Linked DNA regions of Homo sapiens: region 2 is linked to region 1. A link is an interaction called in ENCODE POLR2A ChIA-PET data of the cell type or tissue named here. Cell type or tissue: Panc1. All regions are shown on one strand. Each heading gives the region's core, and the rest is flanking DNA. Links, peaks and the distances in the headings are about the cores only. Region 1 overlaps LAPTM4A-DT (LAPTM4A divergent transcript). Region 2 overlaps PUM2 (pumilio RNA binding family member 2).

Region 1 (5,379 bases), core at 248-5,247:
GAGGATCGCTTGAGCCCAGGAGATGGAGGTTGGAGTGAGCCGAGATCACACCACTGCACTCCAGCCTGAGTGACAAAAGTGAGACCCTGTCTCAAAAAAATTTCTTTTTAAATAATAAATTAAAAATATTTTTTTCTGATGTCAACTTTCTTGTGGTTGCCATTTGCCTGATCTGTTTTCCCATTTTTTGATTTTCAAATTTTCCATGTTCTTATGATCTTGGTGTGTCCCATGGAAACAGCATATGGCTGAATTTTTTAACCAAACTGGTAGCCTTGATCCTTGAAAAGGAAAACTAAGAAAAATTAAATTTATTGTGGTTTTTGATATATTTGGACTTGTTTTTAGCCATCTTACATTGTGCTGTCTGCCCCACCACTTGGTTTTTCTTTCCTTTTTTTCTCTCGTGTCTTACCTGTGACTAGTTCTTTGTTATAGAGACTAGAAAGAAAATTTTGAAAGGGAAATGGGCCACAATGTTCATCAAGAAGAAGAAAACAAAGGTTACTCTACTAAACCCCAGCACTAACCAGGCCAAATGATTTTTTTTTCTCCACCAAAATAAGGGTTAATCTTGAAAAAATTTAACCTGCTTACTTACTGCTTTTTTTTTTTTTAGTAAAATAAGAAAAAGAACAGAGAAAAAAACAAAGCCTTTTTTGCAATCAGCCAGGCAACAACTGTTGAACACCGACTTTGTGTAAACCCCTGAGCCAGAGTCTAGGACAGGGTTCCCTCCTGGAGCTTCCATGCTAAGGGGAAAAGAGACAAGTGCACAATCAAGCTAATTCACACATGAGATCAGTACCACGAGTAAATTACAGAGGGTTATGGCAGCCAGAGAGAGACTGGGGCTGAGGTGGAGGAAGCGATTTCAGAGAGGAAGGTGTGGGATCGTTTCTCTGAGCTGACCTCTGCAGGAGGGAAGGGAGGTGACCTTGGGAAAGAGCAGGAGAAAAGGGTGAAGGTGGTGCAGGCAGAAGGAATCACAGGTGATAGGTTAAGAGACAGGAATAAACTAGGTCGGCTGAAGGCAGGATGGAGGCAGGGTGGCTGGATAGGAAGGAACCGGGCAGAGCTGGATGAAGTACGAGGCAGGATCCGGATCACCACGGAGCCCCAAGGCCATGGTAAGAGACAGTTATGACCTGACTTCATTTGTAAGTTTATCATTTTGTAGAAAGAACTTTAAATAGGGTAAACAATTCATCCCAGATTGCCTAGAACATTCTCAATTTTAGCATTGAAAGTCCTATGTCCTGAGAAATCTCTTAGTTCTAAGCAAACTGGGACCACTGGTCACCTTAAGTGAATAGTGAGTATAAATCCTGGTCCACATTTAGGTCTTCAGGAAACACCACTTTATTTCCAGTAGCTCAGCCTAATTTTGCCTTAAGCCCCTCCCTTCCTGAAACGTCATATTTGAGACCACTTTTCCTTTCAGGATCACAAGGGAATCCTTATTTGACACTCATGAAACATGGTGAGGGCCTCTAGTTGGCATGATTATAACAGGTGCTCTGACTGTCCAAGACTAGCATGCCCCCTTTAGTGACTCTCTGCAGGTAAAGTCCGCTTCCTTTGTTGTGGGACTCAGGAGGACGAGAGAGACCTCACGTTGAAACAGGAGAATCTTTATTGAGTGCACTCAGGCCCAGCTGACTCACATCCAAAAGACTGGGCCCAGAACAAAGACAGCACCTGACTTTTATACACACTTCACAAAAGGGGGTGGGCTAGCTTGAAGCAAGCTTACGGTGGTGTGAAAGCAGGGACACAGAGGCAGGACAAATACAGGATTGCACATGACCGTTGCCAAGCAACCCAGATGTCCGTTATCTAGGTTTGCCTGGGCACGGGCTTATCTTATAACCTTCACTATGGTGCCCAGGCAGCTGTAGTTCAGGTCTACTCAGGCTTCTAATGACCTTCGTTGTACTTCTTAGATAAAACAGAATACTTGAAGTCACTAGTTACAGAGAACAGCAATCTATAAACTCATTCCATAAAACAAAGGAAATTTTGTCTTTCTTTTCCCTATGTTGAGGGAGGGCTGGGAGAGTCTCCAGAGCACATTAGATAATATTATCAAGACTTTTCCTGGGTCTGGGCTGTGCCTGTTGCTGCCTCTGGGACAAGTCAGCCCAATACAGGAAAACTTATTTCTCTTTCTTCTTAATTTTATTTTTCTTTAATTTCCTGCCTCACCTTAGCACCTCAGCCTGCCAAGCTCTCTGATCTGGGCACCTCCTAAGGCCTCTTCCTTGGAACCTTGACTGGGCTCCTCCCTGCTCTCGGGGATTAAGGAACTCCCTCTATTCTCAATCTAGAAAAAATCTCATCTCTGTCCTTGCTGCTGTGTCCAGACACACACACTCTCTCCCCACACCCCCCAGGACACCTCGCCAAAAGTCATCTCTGATTCAGGCTTCTGCAAAAGCTGAGATGTTGTTAGGCTGCCTTATAGCCTTTCTAGAATTCTAGAAACATGGGATTATCAAGTCTGTCTACCTGCTTGAAAAATGATGGGAGGGATGGGAGAGTGAACCAAAGAAGAAAAAGGTACAGACAGAACTTTTCAATGACTTTTTCTACACAAGGAAAAGCAGAGGGATAAGGTAGGGAGGTATTGCATATTCCAAGTGACAGAGGATGGTAGCTAGGATTAGAGAGGTGGCAGTGGAGATGGAGAGAGGGGACAGTTGTAAAGCATATTTTGGAAGTAGTGCATGCTGAGGGAGGTGGGAGATGTGGGGACAGAGGCACTCAAGGATCACGCCTTGGGTAATCCTTTCAGCTTGAGCATGTGGTGTAAATAATTTCAGTCTGAATTGGAAACTAGGGGCATATGCCCACATACCAGACCAGAATGTACAGCAGACACCATTTCTGCCTTAAGAGGGAAAGCTCTGGAAGGGGGTATGGCATTGAGGGGGACCATCTTGCGGACTGCTCCTCTTTTACGTGAGGGTGGCAGGTATACAAGCATACAAGCCACCATTGGCAGTTTATTTTTTTCAGAAACAAGGACTCACTTTGTTTCCCAGGCTGGAGTGCAGTGGCATGATCATAGTTCATTGCAGCCTCAAACTCCTGGGCTCAAGCAATCCTCCTGCCTCAGCCTCCCAAGTAGCTGAGACTACATGTATGAGCCACCATGCCTAGCCAATTAAAAAAAATTATTTTTTGTAGAGACAGCGTCTCGCTATGTTGCCCAGGCTGGTCTCAAACTCCTGGCCTCAAGCAATCCTTTCACCTTGGTCTCCCAAAGCATTGGAATTACAGGGATGAGGCACTGTGGCCAGTCCATCGGCAGTTTTATATCTTGGACGCTCTAAGGGGCCTTGGTGATATTTGTCTTTTGTAATGTGGTACTTAAAAATATGATGCAAGACAGTGATAGGATAAGCTGTGCTTTTCTCAAAAATACACAAAAATGTACTTAAACCTCTTTGAAAAGTTCAGAAAATAAACAAGATTTTAGTTACAGGTTATGTTGGGGAAGGGGAAGCCTGTTACATTTTTAGACAGCTAGAGCAGTGGGACGAACTCCTTTACTAACTTTTTCCCTTTGATATTGGTGAGAGTCAGCAGTTGATTGTTCACTGGGTCCTGAACTATGAAATGCTAGTTTTCTGGAAAGAAAGAAAAGGAAAAGAAGGAAAAAAAAATCCACTAAATAATTTCCCTTCCCTTTCTACTCCCTCCGACTCCCAAAACAAGAAACGCCAACAAAACAAACAGAAACCCAGTCCCTTACAACGTGCCCCGGGTTGAGTGAGTGAGTGGCATGTGGCCTTGGATTCTTTCTGCTCACTGCTTTGAAAACAACCTCCAAAGGAGTGGGTGGGGTGGTCCTGGTGAGACTGGGAAGCAGAGGAACAAGTCCGTCTAGAGTTTGGGGGAAAGTCAGGGGAAGTGGGAGAAGGGGAGGAGGCTGCTAGGAGCCTGGGAAAGAGGACAAAGGGCTGGAGGAATTTGAATTACACAGTGAATGTCAGCCTGCCCTTAACTACTACCAGATGCTGAGCCTGAGTTTGCAACATATGTTGGCTGAAATTGCAACACATGTTGGCCTTTTTTTTTTGGAAGCAAAGCCCTGTTATTGTGGAGTCAGAGTCTTAAAGAACTGGGAAAGCAAAGGTATTATTACCTGTCCTCATTTGCAGGGATTTCCTTTGCAAGCCTCCTGTGAGAAGGTTATCTTTCCACACAGATCTGCAAACCCAAAAGGTCAGGTCTGCATGTACCCTGCAGCCAGAAAGAAATTTCACTGGGTGAGGCTCACCGTCTGGGAACCTATGTCATCTTCCCCAGCCTGGGGCTAAAAAGTGAGCGGCCCAGACTTCACTGCAAAGAAAAAGCTCTGTGTGGTGGAGCCAGTGGTGCTGCTTGGCTGACTCAGCCCCCTTCTGGCTCTCACAGCCCCTCCGTGCCCCTTGGAGCTCCAGCCCTATCTTTCCTGGTCCCTGGCACAGGCCGTCCACACCACTACAAACGGGTGAACCGTACTCCTGGATCCTGTCCAGGCCACTCAGGAGCACATCTCTGGCCTCCATCCCTGTCCACCCCCACTTGCTATGGCTTTCGCTCTAAAACGGCCACTCCTGTGCCTGCAGCCCTGAAGCGGGAAGGCTGGGATACATCTCTAGCCGATGGAGCTGGGATGTAAAGCCAAGGTTTCTTCTGCATATGCCATAAAATTTTAAAAACACAAAAAGTAGAGAGTGAAAGAAAAAATAAGCTGCCATTCTTCCCTATTCCCTAGCCTCTCAGTTTCCCATACCATTTTCTTTTCTTTCTTTCTTTTTTTTTTTCCTGTGAGACAGAGTTTTGCTCTTTCGCCCAGGCTGGAGTACAGGGGTGTGATCTCAGCTCACTGCAACCTTCGCCTTCCGGTTTCAAGTGATTCTCCTGCCTCAGCCTCCCAAGTAGCTGGGGTTATAGGCACCTGCCACCACACCCGACTAATTTTTGGTTTTTGTTTGTTTGTTTGTTTTGTTTTGTTTTTTAGTAGAGATGGGGTTTCACCATGTTGGCCAGGCTGGCCTCGAACTCCTGACCTCGTGATCTGCCCACCTTAGCCTACCAAAGTGCTGGTATTACAGGCATGAGCCACTGCGCCCAGCTCCTATACCATTTTCTTACAACCATGATAATTCCATATATAGTCGTTTATATACACAAATGCATAGTGATGTTTTAGTCAATGATATACCACATATACACCAGTGATCCCATGAGATTATAATGGAGCTGAAAAATTCCTATCCTCATGACATCGTAGCTGTCATAACATTATAACATAATTGTTTTTTATAAATTTAGTATAGTGTACAGCAGGGGTCCTCAACCCCTGGGTCTCAGACCAGTACTGGT
Region 2 (5,379 bases), core at 203-5,202, 230 kb before region 1:
TTGTTTCTTTGACAAGGAGGTCTTGTTGTTTGACCCAGGCTGGAGTGCAGTGGTGCAGTCTTGGCTCACTGCAACTGCTGCCTCCCAGGCTCAAGTGATCCTCTCGCCGCAGCCTCCCGAGTAGCTGGGACCACAGGTGCACGCCACCACACCTGGCAAATTTTTTGTAGAGACAGGGTTTCACCATGTTGCCCAGGCTGGTCCTGAGCTCAAGTGATCCACCCACCTCGGCCTTCCAAAGTGCTGGGATTACAGGCGTGAGCCACCGTGCCCTGCTGACATCAAGTATTCTTGTCCAGGGTGTGATGTGTCTTTATTTTTGTTCAAGTTTACTGTAGTGTCATTTGAGTGCTTTAAAATTTTTCTCATAGGGGTTTGCATATTTCATTCTAAGTTTATTTTATGTATTTTATGTTTTGTTATTGTAAATGGCTTTCTTCCTGTCTTTCATTGTAGCTTTAAAGTGTTATCTATGAAAACTCAAGTACCATATATCAGATTTCATGAATGATATTTTAAAATAGTTGAATCGTCTTCCCATTCTTGGAATAAAAAAGACTTGTATATAATAATTATTTCTTTTAACATACTCTTTCAATTTGCTAGTATTTCATTTAGGATTTTTGCATCTATATAGTTAGATGAAATTAGTCTCTGTGTATCTGCAGTTTTTTCACGTTTTTTAGTGTCAGCATTCTTGCTTCACAAAAATAATTTTAGATACGTCTTTTTTTTTTTTTTTTTTTTTTTTTCGAAGACAGGGTCTTACTCTGTCACCCAGACTGGAGTGCAGTGGTACAGCCTCAGCTTCCCAGGCTGAAGCAATCCTTTCATCTCAGCCTCCCACATAGCTTGGGACTATAGGCTCGAGCCATGATGCCCAGTGAATTTTTTGTAGAGACGGGGATTCACCCTATTGTCCAGGCTGGTCTCGAACTCCTGGGCTCAAGTAATCCACCTGACTCAGCCTCCCAAAGTGCTGGGATTATAGACATGAGCCACTGCGCCCAGCCATTTCTTTCTTATTTTAATGCCTTAGAGTATTTTAATAATATTGGACTTACGTAATCTTTAAAGATGTGGCAGAACTTTCATGTGTGAGAAACCTAATATAAATAAATTTGAAAACCTAGAAAGCATAGTGTATCAAAATTGACCCCACATTTTAACTCAATTCCACAGTTAAGCAAATTCATTATTGACAATCTTTTTTATCCAAATTTGCCTGGTCACCTCTTAGCTGGCCAATAGCTCATTTAGAAAAGGACTAGTCGATAGAAATATGTATAATATGTACCATATAATTTGCAGTTATTTAGTAATCACATTTTTAAAAATTAAAAAATAGGTGAAATTAATTTGAATATTTTATTTAGCTCATATCCAAAATATTGCAAAATGTAGTCAATATGGAACTTACTAATGAGAATTTTTGCATTCTTTTCTTTATATTGTTTTTGAAATATAGCTGATCTCAAGTCAGCTTTGAATATAGCTGATCTCAAACTAGTCACATTTTAAATGCACAGTGACTATATGTGGAAAATTTTTAGAGTGTGAGTTGACAAATGTCTTCTGTACAAAAGGCTGTTGAATATTTAAAGCTTTGCATACCATATGGGTTTGGTCACGACCACTCCACTGTGCTGGTAAAGCATGAAAATGGTTATTAGATGATGCATAAATATTGCTATGTTCCAGTAAAACTTTACTTATGGGTGCTGAAATAGGAATTTCAAATAATTTTCATGTGTTTGAATTTTATTTTTTTGAACCATTTAAAAATATTAAAACTATTCTTAGCTAGTTTGTACAAAAATAGGTAAGACGCAGGCTTAACCCATGTACTTGGCCAGACAGAAATAATAGATAGGATAGAATGAAAACAAAAAGACAGGGTTATGTAGTTGGTTGGAGAGTTCCTAGAGTACAAGGAGTTGAGGGAGAATCCATAGGGGGGTAAATTGGGAATAAAGCCAGGTGACCTACAGATGGCTAGAAGAGGAATAAACAAACAAAAAGGGGCCTATGCAGTTCAGGCTTTGGGGGTTGAGTTGTAGTAACCATGTAAGAGCTCCCCCAGCTACTAATAAAAGACCTGGTTTGGAGATTTGACCCTATAGTATGTAGTTTAGGCAATAATTCTGATACCACATAATGAACAAGTGAGTGCAAGAGAAACTCTCATGTAAGATAATGTTTCAAACAAAAATGACAGTACAAAGAAGGATCAGCCAGAAAACATGTCGCAGAGTTCTAAGTTATGGAAGGGAACTTTAAAGTTGTGCAAAGAATGTAAGAGTATTTTCAGAACCTTAAGAGATAAAGGGTGTGAGCCATCAGAGATTATCAGAAGTCTTAAAACAACAGATTGCTGTGAAAAGGAGCCATTTCATGGTCTTGTAAATAAGTCATTGAAAAAATAGTTCTAGGTGAGCTGCATAATTGGCTATCACCTACCGCTAAATGAATTAGGATATAAAACGTAGATGGTCGCCCAGAACACTGAAATTCCCTATGGTAATCAAGACATGGGAAATGTAAAGGAGAAATGAAAAGCTATGGAATGAGTTAGGGAGTAAGTAAGGATGTACAAAGCATTTGTAAAGAAAACTGTAAACTTTTCCAGAAGTCTTGAATAAATGGAGACGTGATTTTTCTGGGCAAAACTCAGCATTATAAAAATGTCAGTTCTCCCTAAATTAATGTGTGTATTAAATATACTCTTGGTCAGAATCCCAGCAGGTTTTTTTTTCTCTTTTGAAAAAAAAAAAAAAAAACTTGAAAGCTTGATTTTGATGTTTGTCTCAGAAAAGTAAATGGTACTTTTCTGTCACCCAGGCATAGAGTGCAGTGGCCTATGGCTAATTGCAGCCTCGACCTCCCAGGCTCAAGCAGTGCTCCCAGAAAAACCAGAAAATTAATGGAAAACTAAAATTAAAGCGGAGGAGGAGGACTTGCTCAACCATATTGTTTCCGAGCAGAAGCACTCACTGCCTGATGCAGTAGAAGCCAATGCTATGGCACCAGGTTTTTGAGAAAAGAAAAGCTTTTTTTGTAGGTCAACCAACAAGGAGACAGGAATCCAGCTCAAGTCTATCTCCCTGTGCTGGCTTTAAGGGAGTAATTTTTATTAGAAAGGCCTTAGGGGATGGATTTTGAGATTATTAAGTAATTGGTGGAAGAAAAGGGGAGGCCTGGGAAGTCCTCAGCATGCACAGCTATCTCTTCATGCCACCTGATGGGTCGCATGTGCAAATTGCGGGAGAGTTAGTATGAAGCGTGGTGGAAATTTGGGCTGTGATGTCAGCAAGCTTGTTCTGCACAGACTGCAGTCCATATTGGTTTTAACCGATTTCAGCCAGTTTTGTTATCTTAGAGAGTTTCTGCATTTCTTTCTGCAAATTTGAACAGAGTTTCTGCATTTCTTTCTGCAAATTCTTTCTTTTCATATCTGCCATCCTGCAAACTCAAGAATTTTCATTAGTCACTGCTTTCTTTAACTTTTTGGAGCACAGTTTCAGTTTTTTAAAACAATTACTATGACAATTAAAATAGTGTGGTACTGGACTCAAAATGTATGAGTAGATCATTGAACAAGATTACTTTGAAATAGATCCATGTGTGCATGCATGCTTGTTTAGGGTAGAGTGATGAGATGAATTTCAAATCAATGCCAAAAGAATGATTATTTGGAAAATAACTTGGGGGGGCGGTTATTGGGTCTCATTCCTAATGGACTGAAATTTTTAATGAGAAAAACAAAAGCATAAAAGATTTGATACAATTTCCTTGTTGATAGCCAAACAACCATGGATTAAAACAAAATTTTTAAAAAATTTTTTAATTTACCTATTAGGTTGGCGAGTCTTCAGAATGTTTGATAATGTCCTGTTTTGGCAGGAGTGTAAGTGGCACTCATACTTTTGGAATGTAAACTGGTACAGTTTTCCTGGAAAATAATCTAGAAATGTGGATCAAGAATTTATATGACAGAAACAGGAAAGTCAGGTGTGTTGGCACCTGCCTTTATTCTCCGCTACTGGAGGTTGAGGCGGGAACATCAGTTGAGCCTAGGAGGTCAAGACCAGCCTGAACTCTGCAACATAGTGAGACGTTGTCTCTTAAAAAGAGAATTTATGTTTTTGTCTGTTGAAGTAAATTTTTTTTAAGGATATAGTAATGTACAGACCTGTGTATCTAAAGAGAATAATAGCATTATTTATTTATAGCAAAAGATTATGAACCATCTAAATATATAAAAGTAGTAGATTGATTATATCATGTTCCTTCTATACAGAAGACTACATATTATGTAGCCATTAAAAAGAATGAGTGGCTGGGCACAGTGGCTCACGCCTGTAATCCCAGCATTGTGGGGAGGTCAAGTTGGGTGGATTGCTTGAGCCCAGGAGTTTGAGACCAGCCTAAGCAATAGGCAAAACCCTGTCTCTACAAAAATCAGCCAGGTATGGTAGTGCGTACCTGTAGTCCTAGCTACTCAGGAGGCTGAGGTGGGAGGATCGCTTGAGCCTGGGAGGTGAAGGCTGAAATTAGCCATGATCATGCCACTGCACCCCAAGCCTGGGCAACAGAGCAAGACCTTGTCTCAAAAAAAAAAGGATGAGCTAGGTTTGTATCTGTAGACAGAGATTTATGATTAATTGGTAGGTGAAAAAGTGTATTAAAGTACAGTTATAGATTAGAGTACAAAATGAATGAGTATATATGCGTTTAAAAGTATGTATACATATCAGGAAAGGTTACATGAGGATTTTCACTTTCCACTTTATATCTCCCAGTATTTGAATTTTTAATAACAATCTTTTTATCATAAAACTATATTAAATTAAACTTTTAGATTTTTTAGTGGTATAAGTAGAACAGGAACCCTAATACATTGTTTTCTACTTTTGTGATAAAGATAATTCATGATAGATGAAGTTGCAAACCAAAAGATAACCGAGACAGGTCTCAAGCAGTTTAGAAAGTTTATTTTGCCAAGTTTAAGGACATGCCCATGTCGCAGCCTCAGGAAGTCCTGACAACATGTGCCCAAGGTGGTTGGGGCACAATTTAGTTTTATACATTTTAAGAAGACTTGAGATATCAGTCAATATGCATAAGATGTACATTGGTTTGGTCCGGAAATATGGGACAACTGGAAGCTGGGAGGGGGCTACCAGGTCATAGGTAAATAAGAGACAAATGATTGCATTCTTTTGAGTTTCTGATTAGTTTTTCACTGAATGCACAATTTACGGGAATAATCAGTTATGTGTTAGTCTGGCTTGGTGAAGAAATCAGATACGCTTTTTTCTCATGTGAGCAGAGCGATGACTTTGAGCTCTGCCTGTCCTTTGTCCATAAGGAATTTCC

What was found. Peaks named below come from ENCODE experiments on the same cell type or tissue, not always from the same donor. Only the 100,000 strongest peaks of a DNase experiment are listed, where the experiment ranks them.
Region 2: POLR2A ChIA-PET joins it to region 1 with 5 read pairs; 2 of 35 experiments call an interaction of 5 or more read pairs at or near these places.

The regions. Positions count from the first base shown.
Region 1 is chr2:20,070,660-20,076,038 of GRCh38, reverse strand. The region is part of intron 2 of LAPTM4A-DT (LAPTM4A divergent transcript); the gene reads right to left. Among named protein-coding and RNA genes, the nearest start is that of LAPTM4A-DT, 21 kb to the right of the region's middle. In Panc1, for the core only: no CTCF peak of the experiment used is centred there; no DNase peak of the experiment used is centred there; H3K27ac peaks cover 547 bases.
Region 2 is chr2:20,300,837-20,306,215 of GRCh38, reverse strand. The region is part of intron 7 of PUM2 (pumilio RNA binding family member 2); the gene reads left to right. Among named protein-coding and RNA genes, the nearest start is that of PUM2, 47 kb to the left of the region's middle. In Panc1, for the core only: no CTCF peak of the experiment used is centred there; no DNase peak of the experiment used is centred there.